Linked DNA regions of Homo sapiens: region 1 is linked to region 2. Evidence: chromatin contacts called from ENCODE Hi-C or POLR2A ChIA-PET data. All regions are on one chromosome and are shown on one strand. Each heading gives the region's core, a stretch centred on a gene start or an enhancer-like site at or near the end of the contact. The rest is flanking DNA. Distances are from core to core; before and after follow the strand shown.

Region 1 (6,058 bases), core at 735-3,234, 120 kb after region 2:
AGGCTTTCAGCTTGCACCCTCTGAAGCAGAAGCCTGAGCTGTATCTGGGGCCCTTTGCGCCAAGGCTGGAGCCAAAGTGGCTGGGATGCAGGGAACAATGTCCTGAGGCTGCACGAGGCAGCAGGGCCCTTGACCTGGCCCTCGAAAAAGTGAAAGAGTGATGTTGCCTCTGTGTATCAAATGCAGGCATGGCGGTCCTCACATCTGCCCAAGGTTACAGTCAGGGATAGACTAAGAACAGAACTCAAAGTGGACACATTCCTGCTTTAGTAATAAATTGCCTACCAGTTTTGTAAAGCTTGGTATATCTTATTTTTCTTTTGACTTTTGTCAAACACAGAAGTAATATAAGTCCCTCGTATCCAACTAGCAGCTCCTCAGTTATCAATTCGTGGCCCATCTCATTTCACCTGCTCTTATTTTTTAGTTTTTCATTTTGTAATGCTTGTATTCAACACAGTGACGTTTAGTAAGTACTATCACGTGCCGGAGATTGTATTCAATGAGTATGTAAAAATGGATAAGAAAGTTTCCTTCCTCAGCTTCTCATGATCCAATAGCAAAGGCACATGTATCCAAAGATTATATAATGTAAGCAATAACTGGCATAAGCCAAAGGTTATGGGAACACAGGAAAGAGAGCAATTAGTGCTTCCCTGAGCAGTGGAGAAAAGAGTTTGGAGAACTCACAGAGTGAGACTGCATAAAGCGCAGATGGTAAGAGAGATAAAGGTAGAAGAAAGAGTAGGCCAGGTGTGGTGGATCAAACCTGTAATCGCAGCACGCTGGGAGGCCGAGGACAGATTGCTTGAGTGCAGGAGTTTGAGAACAGCCTGAGCAACATAGCAAAACCCCATTTCTACTAAAAATACAAATATTAGCTGGGCATGGTGGTGCATGCTTGTAGTTTCAGCTACTTGGATGCTGAGGTGGGAGAATCACCTGAGCCCAGGAGGTTGAAGCTGCAGTGAGCTGAGATCGCACCACTGCACTCCAGCCTGGGCAATAGGAGTGAAACCCTGTCCCCCTCTGGAGCTCCCCCCAACCCACCCTGCAAAAAGTAGGTAGAGGAAAGGGCATTAGCGCAAAAGCCTTTTTGGGGCAAGTGATTGAAATGGAGAGTATTTGGAAGCAGTGATAGAGATATAGCTAGAACCATGAGTTGGGCCACTTTCTGAAAAGCCTTACTTGCTACTCCAGGAACTTTAAATTTTATTTTGTTGGCTTTCTTATTTTAATTTTGTTAAGGGACAGGGTCTTACTATGTGCCCAGACTTGTCTTGAACTCCTGGACTCAAGGCTGTCCTCCCACCTCAACCTCCCAAGCAGCTGGGATTACAGGTGTATGCTACCATGCCCAGCTTAAATTTTATTTTGTAGGTAATGGGGAACAATACGATCCTTTTGAGAAAGAACTGGGTTGGGCGCAGTGGCTCGTACCTGTAATCACAGCACTGTGGAAGGCAAAGGTGGGCAAATCGCTTGAGACCAGGAGTTCAAGACCAGCCTAGGTAACATAGCGAGACCCCCATATCTAATTAAAAATAAAAAAAGATTTTAAAAACCCCAAGAACTGAAATGATGGAACCAGTATTTTTAAGGATAGTGTGAGCAACAGTGAGGAGCATAGATTTGATGGAGAGAGCCTGGGACAGGGAAACCAATTAGGAGACTGGCTGACCAGAGCAGATGAGCATTCGACTGTAGAAGACAGAGTGAAATGCTAGGCAGAGTTGCATAAATGTGGAATTGCAGAAGTAGGCTGAAGAGCTTGATCACTTAAGGCTTTATGGAGAAGATAACTTTTGACCTTGATCTTGAAAATGAAAACATAGATAGGAAATGAAGGGAAGGAATTGCAGTATTAGTGAACAGCATGTTCAAAAGCACCGGGCTACAAAAATGCAAGGAATGTTCAGGAACTCACAAGGAGGGAAAGGAAGCCAGCTGGCTGGCTAACAAGCATACCGTAAAAGTAGTGCCAGCAAAAGATGGAACTTTAATGATTCCAAGACAGGCAGTTGAGGCAGGACTTGGTGACTAATAGGAAATGCTGGATGAGGGAGAGAAATGAATTGCTAATCTGAGGTTTCTAGACCAAAAATATTTTTAAAGATAGAATATTAAATAAGACAAAGTGCAAAGGCAGGTTAACAAGGAAAGCTTTGTATAGTTGTGGACATGCTTAGTATATACCTGTGGAACATCTGGGGGGAAGCGCCCTGTGGGCTTTTGGAAATTCAAGTGTAGAAAGTAGATTTGGAGTCGTCAGCAGGAGATGATGAGAGGCTGAAGCTAATGAAAAAGTGTCTATTTGTTACTGTGCTTTTATAATACAGACGAGGTGTACCAAAATCCCTTTGTGAAACATCTCCCTCTGCTTGATAAAGGTTAGAGCACGATGCTCAAGAATAGTGATGTTTTCTGTCTTGGTTGCTGTGTAACTTGAATACTATAACCAGCATCTTTTATATAAGGTTTCCTTATATGCTTATATGTAAACATATATATAAGGAAAGCGTTTATATATGCTTTCCTTAATAATATTTGTAACAGTATTTTGTTATGACAGAAATTTGTAAACAGTAATTCAGTTGGGGGATATCTGGGGTACCTTTTCATTGTAAACATGACCACGCCTTATTCAGCTCACTGCATGCAGAATGTGCTCCTAGGCCACAGGCTTATAGTTTCTATTTCTTACTCCAGGTTTCATCGTCCATAACGAAGAGTGAGACTATTTGGAAACAGAGACTGATCATCTTTGGGGGAAGCCCTGCTTCCTGAAAACCTGATATTGCACTGGGATTTGAATGTGTGTGTTTCCGTTTAACTTGTGGTGAAGGAAGTGTGTGACTCAGCTTGGCTGGGAAGTGCTCCTCACCTGTGTGGCCCAGATGGCTCCAACAAGCAAAAGGAAGGATGCAGTGACTCTTGCTGCCCAGAATGCACAGCGATGGTAAGAGACACCGTGGATATTCTTCATCAGAAGCTTTAATCAAAGAAGATGAGCAGAAGACAATCACTGGCTCCCTGTTACCAGAAAGCCAAATTTTATAATGCGGGTGAAAGAAAAATATAGATTAAAATTGCTGGGCACTGAAAAGGGGTGGGAGTTGGAAATCAGAAAGAAAGAGAAATATTTCATTATGTTAATGAAGAAAAGAGAAAATTGAAGCATAAATGTATTTTTGAAGTAGTTATTCGGTAGCTGAGAACTTATTAAGGGATTTAGGAATTTAACCTCCTGATGTGGATTCCTCAAAGACTTGATCGGAGAATACTCTTGTTTCACCATTATGTTGGTACAGTATAGTACCATTATTTTATGTTGTGCCAGTGAATCCAGTTGCCAGAAATAAGTCTGAATGTTTTCATGCATCTTTTTCTTAAATGCAAGAGCTTCTACTGACTCTTAACAAGCATGCTTACCCAAATTTTGTTGCATGCTTTTAAGTAGCATTAGCTATGCACACTTGACATTTTTAAATATCCCTTTCCTAGTGTACCAGCCTTCACAGGATAAGAGGACTGGGAATAAAGTCAGATGTAATGTGACCCTAGAAAACTGTAGCAAGCTTCAGAAATAAATCTTTTGATCTTTCCCTATCTTGATTAGATCCAAAGTCAAAGCAACCATACTTCACCTAGAGAAGACAGTATTGGCAATCATGACACCTGTAATAAAAACTTGAATCCAAAGTCAAAACTTAAGCAAGATACAAATGTGCTGCCTGCAGTTAGTCCTGCATGGGAATAAGGACTAGTTATTTTTTTAGTGCTGCATTTTTTTAAAGTTGGATTGCTGCTATTTAAAAAAAAAAAAAGGACACAGATCAAAAAAACACCCAAAGGCTTAACAGAACATGGAAAGTTCCCACTAAGTTGTGTGTGAGGAAATCCTCATCTTGTATTTTAAGAATCTGCAGATGGCATCCATAGATACAGTACAGTATTTACTGTCAATGCAAAAGAATCAGTGAGGTTAAAGTAGTGGAAGTTTTCCCTATGAGCCTACAGTCTGTATTGTTTACATTAAGAAACTCTCTATTATTGTGTTGCTATTTTCCATGGAGTCACAGGCACACTATGACTTCTGCTCCCAAATACATATGACCATATGTAAATACCACCTTGCATTTCATTGTTCTTCACAAGTGCTTTGTGCCCCTTTAATTAAAAACACATGAAATGAATAACAAAACAAGACCCAAATAGAGTTTATTTTATTCTCAGAGTTTGGACTACAATTTTCTAAGATGTTTCTGGTTCAAGACTGTCATTTTCTATTTCAACCGAAAAGTAAGCATTTAACCCGGTGAATAAATGTAGATCCTGCCATTCATTGGTATTTTAAAGAACCACTTGAAATCGGATCATTTTATTTAAAAATAAAAAATGTTAATGCCAGTTGGCCTACTATAAAAAGCCAGGACCATGTTAGAATTAGGAAAAGTAACCAGCATTACTGCACCTCTTGTTAGACTCTGTGCATTAATAAAACACACCTAGAGTCTGTTGTCATTTCACTAATAGGATAAGACAAATTTTTTGCTTTGAAAAAATTTTTCTGCATGCCCAGGTGTCTGTCTCTGGCTGAGGTTTTGTCTATTTTACAGTGTTTCAATCCAGCCATAAAAATTAACTTGTGATTTTTTTTTTCCCAAAGTCATGCTTTTCCTTAATTATATTTTTATTTTATTATTTTAGTGTCTTGAGAAAAATACCAAGAGATATAATGTTTCTTTTAATTGTCTATGCTTAATCATCTTTAAACACTTTTTAAATTTCTAACCACAAGACCTCTCTATAATGGTAAATGTAAGACATCACCATTTTATCACTCAAAGTATGTTATTGAAAGTTTCTATTTGGTTGATAAAAGGAACAATTTTTTCCCACTTTTGATGCCTGTGATGCAATTTTTTATTGCCTACAATGAGATACACTTAGTACAAAAAATGAAAATCTGGTATTTCAAAATTGCATTTCTTGTATAATAGGTCAGATTTATTAACTACTCATACTTTTTCTTTACACTAATCGATACATTTAGAAAAAATTTTCTAAGTTAGAGACAAGTTTAAAAGTAAAAAAAAAAAAAAATTAGCCACTGCTAGTCTACTGTTTAGGTAATCGGAATCACCAATTATTTTATTAGAATGATGGCTTGAGTAAAAAGCTGTGGAAAGAATTAAAGGATTATGAGCTAAGCTGTATTTTGCAGAATATGGTTCTATTTTAGTAGAGCAGAGATGAGACATATCCCCACCGGCCACCCAGCCAGAGGTCTCCTACCTGGGGGCCCTAAAGGGATGCAGAGGTCTGGCCCACCCTCCGTGCATAGGCACCTCTGTCCACCACCAGCGTTTCAGCAATCCAACCAGTAAGCATATGCTGTATAGGAAAAATAAAAGTGTGTGGGAATTGGATTTCTTTTGTTGTAACACAATTCCAGGTTTTTGGCTATTTAAAGTTTGACATTAGGCTGACATCGAGGAAGTAAGTGGGTTTTCCTGAGTTCCCAAGATATGATTAAGGAAGAAAACAAACCCATCTCCAGGAAGATCCCAGGCAGGAAAGAACTAGACAGATGTAGAAACCAAAGTGACCATTTTAGTTTTTTTATTGGAGAATAAAACATTAATATTAGGGTATTAAGAAGATGCTCAGCAAGCTTGATCAGAATCTTCATGGTCATTACCAATCAGTCTGACAAAATAGTTCTCTGGTAGTCAGCATTCATTTAAGGCAGCTTGCCTGATAATTTCCTGTGTTATGTGAAGTGTCTTGCACTTTCACATGTTAGCTATAATTCCTTAAATTACTTAACTGAAATCTGTAATAGAGAACCATTTTGGCATTTGAACAGCTATTTTACATGGAGAAAAAGCAAACACATCTGTTTGCTTTACCCAGAAAAACTGACTTTCTGGTTTCATCTTCATATTGTTTAGTAGCATAATGAGAGTAGTCCTTTATCTTTCTCTAATGTTAGTAAATATATTCTGTTAGTAGGAAGTTCTGAAATTGAAGGGAAAATATATTTAAGGAAATA
Region 2 (6,553 bases), core at 2,857-5,356:
CATAACTGAACATCTGTCATAATGCTATATTATCAAAGAATTTAATTTCAGATTAAAATGGTTTTATAGTTTTCTATATTGTTCCACTGTTTTCTAAGAGATTCACATTCTCGTGTGTGATGCCTAAAGAGAATGGAAAAAACAAAAGCAGTTTGGATTTAGTTCCAATTTAGTTAGGTAACTTATTTTCTTGTTTCTTTGCCATGGAACAAAATTGCTTTTCTGGCTTCCCCAATTAGGAGAAAGAAGGTTAAGACTGAAGAAAAATCTGAGATGAGAAAGAAGGAAATGTTAACAAAGAGAGTGCTCTTGAAGAAATTAATTTTCACCACTCATCACCGGGTGAAAATAGAAACTTCTTAAAAGACAATTTCACATATAAATTATTCCAGCTGTTTTTCAATTATTTGTCTTTGATGAATTGTCTTTCAATTACCTTGTAAAGAGCAATTAAGTGTTTGCTTACCTGAAAACTGTGTCAGCAATGTCTGTACCATTCTTATGAGTGTTAATCATCCTTCCTGCTGGCTCTGATATTTTCCCAATTTCAAACATTAGTGTTTGTTATATTATCTTTCAAAATATTTGGAATTCTACAGGAAGGCACTGTTGGAAACAATTTCCTCTGTGAAAAATCTAAAGACCTGCTAAAATAAATCATAGCCTAGGCCTTGTAAATTATTGCCCCACATTTACCCATGACTTATTCTTTTTGTAAATATTTTTAGGGACCTTTTTGTGGCCTAAGTACAGTATAGGGGCACCACCAGGAATAAAATCAACTTGCTCCCTGTCCTCATGGGACTCCTAATCTAGTGGTGAGAAGTATTATTTTTTCTTGCTTCTCAGAGAGGTAGTCTTTTTTTTAACCTACTCACTTAATAACAACAACAATTAAAAATCATTTTTATGGTTTCTGAAAACATTGGTGAATTGCAACTGGCTATTCTGAGGTTCTGTTACGGGCTTTTTCCCATCATTCTAGAACATGTTCAATGTTTCTTCAGACCAGTATTGAAAATCTAAATAAAAATTATATTAGAAAAGGATTTTGGAATAAGCTAGTTGGTTTGATGGTGCTCTAATTGGATTCAGAGGCTTTCTGTGTGTGTTTTATCCAAATCCTGCTGGAGCAACTCATTCTCTGGAATGCTTGCTTAACACACCTGTCATTTTAAAGAAAGAAACCAAAATAGAACATCTCGCAAGTGGGGCATCCTCAATAACTATGTTAGAAAAAGTATAAAATCAATGCTAAAGGCATCATTATTATAAAATTATTTTTTTAAAAAGCAACTAGTGGAATTGTTTCTCTCAAGAGAATTAGGTGTACAAACCAAGGAATGTTAATCTTTTGCTTTTCAGTGGCTTTTAAATGGTTTCCTGTTTAATTTGCATAGGATATTTCTACCTTTTAGGCAATGCTATGAAACTAGACTAAACCTCTGTAGCCCTCAAACAATTTTACCCTGAATTTTAACTCATAATTTGGAGGCCATCTTGTGCTATGTCTGCCGTGGGAACTAATGCCACAGTACCACCGTGTGAGCCTCTGGGGTCCCCCACATTTCCTACTCACTACACACTGCAGGTCTACGTTTGGGTGGATGGTTGTTTGACTAATGTCAGCCTCTCTCATGGCCTGCAAGCCTCCTAAGGGCAGAGATCTGATCTGTTTTTGCTTACCATTGTAGCCCTTCCTCTATAATAGCTGCTCAGTTAATTGTGCATGAATGTTTCCGTTCCACAGTGAACACACTTTTCTACAGCCTCATTATTTTTGCAGATATCTCCTTCCTCCTCTCCCTTGGATTGTCCGAACCCTGGGTCTCCTTGGCAACACTGTTGCCCTGGTAATTCTCTTCAATGGTGGCTCTGTTGTCCTTTACCTCTCCTATCACAGGGGGCGCTGACATTGCATCAACTCCCCAGTGCTATTCCCTGCTCATTTTGCGTCCAGTCTTGTGCATGCCCTCATCTGAGGTAGGTGCCGTCTGCTGAGTTTTCCTTCACATTTCTTTGGTGCTGTCATCTCCTGACTTCCTGGTCATTTCCTCATATTCACTGGATGAAGTTCAGACTCTCCCTCTCCACCCCAAATCTCGCTATGACCTGAAGGAATTCAGTCCCCATGCAGTCCCCGTGTGGCTGGTCTGACATCCTGGCTGGTGCAGCTCTGCAGCCCTTCTTCTTTCTTGCATCTTCAACACCCCGACACCCAGGGCTCCTTCTCCTCAGCCCATGAACCTGCTTGAGTGTCCTTCACACTTTATGAACTTAAAACAAACAGCAAACAAAACCTTTTTCTTTACTTGTTCATTCTCAATGCCAAAGGAGTTCAACGTTCTTTATTGTGCAAAGCCCACTTGCTCCTAAATGTAATCATTCTCTAGGAGTTTACCCCTGGTCCTCAACAGCTGCTTTTGTTTAGAAGACTCCACCAAATAACTTCAACTCCAGCTTCTTGCTAGAGTGCCAGTAATGCATTTCTGACTGTCCGTTGGACATCTTCCCTTGAATGTTCTGCCAGCACCTGAAGTTCATGGTGCCTGAATACAAGCTAAAGGTCTCTCCTCCAAATCTTCTCTCTTCTTGACATCCAGCCATACCCTTGTAGAGGTTCAGGCCATGGAGTTCTCAGGCAGTTCCTCAGACTCCTCTCTTCTTTCTCCTCAGTGTCCCTCAGATCATCCATCATTTCCAGTCCCTTTTCGCTCCTTCTCTCCAAGTTCAGATGCCTGGGTTGCTGCAGTCATCTCTTAACTGAGCTATAAGGACGTAAATCTGGGAGCCTTGGGGACTCCGTATGACTAATTGACATAAATTCTTCTCCATGGGATGGATCTCCCAGCATCCTGTTTTCCATAGTACATGCCTGCAGGTTTCATGTCTGCCTTGGGGAGATTGTCCGGGATACTACATGTGGCCACGGTCTCTCCACAGATACCGGCCTTGGGGACCCTGTATGACTGCCAGGAGGCTCTTGGACATAGAGAGAACGTTAGTCACATTATATATATTCTCTGGGCTTTTATTTATCCACCAGCCTTTCGACTTAAATATATTGGTCTAGATTTAATGTGTTATTTTAATAATATTTGTGTTACATTCATCCTCAATGGGAATTTTTTCATAATTTTGTCTGAAACAAAATTTAGCCCCTTACTTAAAAACTGTGATATTTCAGCCAGGCGCGGTGGCTCATGCCTGTAAACCAAACACTTTGGGAGGCTGAGGTGGGCGGATCACTTGAGCTTAGGAGTTTGAGACTGGCCTGGCCAACATGGTGAAACCGCGTCTCTACTAAAAATACAGAAATTAGCAAGGCATGGTGGCATGCACCTGTAATCCCAGCTACTCGGGAGGCTGAGGCAAGAGAATCACTTGGACCCAGGAGCCGGAGGTTGCAGTGAGCTGAGATCTCACCACTGCACTCCATCTGGGTGACAGAACGAGACTCCATTGATTGGGGGCAGTGGGGAGGGGGGGCGAGAGGAGAACTGTGATATTTCAGTATATTTTATTTCACAAATTATATATAAGGTCTACCAGCTTCTCCCCTAAAGTTCTGTGCTGACGCACATTCCCAGCATGAACAGGGTGATCATTATCCTATCATGGATGAGTTGAAATTCTTTCACTTGGCAGATTGTCCATTGGGGATATATCAGCTTTTTCTTCCTTTTCACAAACACAGCACACACTCTACACACCATGACCTGCTCCACTTCAGACTCCGGGAGTTGTTGTATATGACTAACATCTACGGGGAACAAGATAGGTTGTTGGTTGATTCCTGTCACGTTTTTCCTCTCTGTAGCGACATCTTGCTATTCCTAAGCAGTCATCCTATCTGTTCATAGAGACAACCCTTCCCTTGTAGCGATAACAGTGGCATTCAAAACGTAAAATGCTTTTATTTACATTAAAATTGATTTTTCCATTAGCAAAGTGGCCCTTTGCCTACTCAATCAGAATTTCTGTAAACCCCAAATAAGAGCGACTTTATTTAATCTGTTAAATATCCTGTAGCAAGTCTAGGGGATGTTGTTCATGTCAGTGAATCAGGATGTCATGCAGCTGCACAAACATATTCGTTCTGCAGGCCTGTTGGCCACAAGTTTAAACTCTGGAATTCTCTGTCAGTGCTTGCAGGCAGATGGAAGTCTTTAGTAGCTTTTCCCTCTGGGAGTTTAAAAATAATGTCTGCCTCTGTTAAAAAAACAAGTTTAAAAATTGATAGTATCAAACTTCTAAAATTAATATTATGATAAATAAGGATTCTGTACAATCAAATTACTTTAGTCAGTATAAAGTATAGAGTACACTGCCTGCCGCCAGCGTGAAATTAACCGTGATGACACTGGGCATTGTTTTAGACAGCAAAACAGTACCTACCCTAACTCCTTGGATTAGCCCAATAAGTGGCTGGGAGTTGAATTGAGTTACTACTCATTAGGGTTTATCTCTTGCCTTATCTTAAAATAAAAATCCACTCCCACCCACTACCCTCCTCCCCATTTTTGTACAGGGAATACTTGGGAGGTAAACTCCCTGAGTTTAAATCCTGCTTACCAGCTGTGGGATCTTGCTAGTTGCTTGGTCTCTCAGCCTCAACTTCCTCATCTATAAAATGGGAATACTAATAGCAACTACTTCGCAGGGTTGTAGTAATGATGAAAGAGGCAGTATTGATAAAGCACTTAGAACAGGTCCTTTTTTTAGCATAATAAAATATCAAGTAATAGAATAGGTCTTAATGTGACCTACAAGACTGATACACTCAGCACAAAGCAATATGAAGTCATAGAATTTTTAAAGTTGGAAAGGAGCCTAGAGATCATTTAACCTAGTCTCCTAATTTCAGCAATGAAAAATTGGGATCCTAGCACAAGGTCACAGGGCTGATTAAGTAGCAGAGTTGGAACTAGGCTCCAACTCTCTTCTTGGCTTACAGTTTACCATCCCAGTTGGGTGGTCAAAACCCAGAACAATAACACAGATTTATTGCTTGTCCTGATTGTGCAATGTCTTCTTTGCTTTTTTTTTTTTTTTTTTTTTTGAGAAGGGATTGCAGTGGCATGATCTTGGCTCACTGCAACCTCCGCCTTCCTGGTTCAAGCGATCCTCCTGCCTCAGCCTCCAGAGTAGCTGGGACTACAGGTGCGCACCACGACAGCTAGCTAATTTTTTGTATTTTTAGTAGAGATGAGGTTTCACCATGTTGGCCGGGATGGTCTCGATCTCTTGACCTTGTGATCTGCCCGCCTCGTCCTCCCAAAGTGCTGGGATTACAGGCGTGAGCCACGGCACCCAGCCTGCTTTTTTGTTTTTTACAAATAGTCTTACTGCTATTTTAGAGCTACTAGGAGTGTTGCTGGTTCACCATGAGTTTAGCTATCATATGCCAATGGAGACAGCCTGGTATAGTGGGAAATAAGCCTGGATCAGGAATCAGGTGACCTAGACTCTTATCTCTTTCACTAGTTAACAATTTGGGAAGCCAGATAGCCTTCCTGGCTCCCAGTTTCCTTATATATAGGGCTTTAATATATAGCATAATGTGAAAGTACTAAACATGATAGTTGTCCCATGGTGGATAACACTGTAACCCAGTGCTTTTATAAATTACATTGCTCAGAACTACTGAGTGCTCTAATATGCATTGTAAGAATATATATACAACTTTTTTTTTTTTTTTTTTTTTTTTTTACAGAAAATAAACTACTGCTCTACCTTTAATCTTGCTTCGGTGAAATTCTAATTTATCATGGCTTCAGGGCAACATCAAAAGATGGTAGAGAAGTAGATTAGCTTTCCCAGAAACCAAGTAAGGGAAAAAAGTTTATAGATGAATCTCACAGACATTCAGTGAAAGAAATACAAAAGATTATATTGTGTAATTCCACTAAGTTAAAGTTCAAGAAGTGATAAAACAGGCCAGGGCACAGTGGCTAACACCTGTAATCCCAGCACTTTGGGAGGCCCAGGCAGGTGGATCACTTGAGTCCAGGAGTTTGAGACCAGCCTGGACAACATGGTAAAACCCTGTCTCTACAAAAAATTACTAAAAAAAAAAAAAAAAAAAAAGAACAGGTAACACAAATCAATGCTGCTGGAAGTCAAAATAGTGGTTATCTGGGGGAATAGAGGTGAGAGGGTGGTATTGATTTGGAAGAAGCATAAGGAGGATTTCTGGGGCTTTGGAATGATTGACACTTTGGTCTGAATGTGATTGTGAGTGCAATATCATTTACATTCTGTCTGTATGCCTCGAAAAAATCTTTTTGGAAAATCTCCATAGTATTAATTTTAATGACTGTGGGAACAACTGATCTTATCCCAACTGCCTTTAGATAACTTTGTAGTTTCTTTCAAGTGATGGGGGAATGGAAATTGGCAAATTGGGAGGCATGTATGAATAGCAGGGTTACGAGCAATCTTCCTCCAGAGCGACTAAAATCCTTTCAATACATTCTAATATAGTAATGTTTTCACATTCTGTTCTTTTTCTTTAAATTTAATTTCTTGCTTACATTCTGTTCTTTTACTC

Evidence for each region. A loop is a pair of places that touch in the nucleus more often than their neighbours do. ChIA-PET counts read pairs that join two places held with the same protein, here RNA polymerase II (POLR2A). Pooled maps may share reads with other maps.
Region 1: a map of endothelial cell of umbilical vein shows a loop between it and region 2 (6-fold over the local background). The contact joins two enhancer-like sites. A Hi-C loop is called at or near these places in 1 of 168 maps with a recorded cell type or tissue (endothelial cell of umbilical vein) and 1 of 50 pooled maps. POLR2A ChIA-PET finds 5 or more read pairs at or near these places in 1 of 52 experiments (H1).

Annotation. Positions count from the first base shown.
Region 1 is chr6:143,820,965-143,827,022 of GRCh38, forward strand. It overlaps PHACTR2 (phosphatase and actin regulator 2), which reads left to right. Exons shown (of 13, transcript NM_001100164.2): 13 at 2,710-6,058. The coding sequence ends at 2,725. Among named protein-coding and RNA genes, the nearest start is that of LTV1, 19 kb to the right of the region's middle. Within about 2 kb of position 1,985, at least 3 of the 41 ENCODE cell types and tissues checked have a DNase peak (open chromatin) inside an H3K27ac peak, as active enhancers do; they include endothelial cell of umbilical vein, where a contact is called at or near this core.
Region 2 is chr6:143,697,088-143,703,640 of GRCh38, forward strand. All of the region lies in intron 1 of PHACTR2 (phosphatase and actin regulator 2), which reads left to right. Among named protein-coding and RNA genes, the nearest start is that of PHACTR2, 22 kb to the left of the region's middle. Within about 2 kb of position 4,107, at least 4 of the 41 ENCODE cell types and tissues checked have a DNase peak (open chromatin) inside an H3K27ac peak, as active enhancers do; they include endothelial cell of umbilical vein, where a contact is called at or near this core.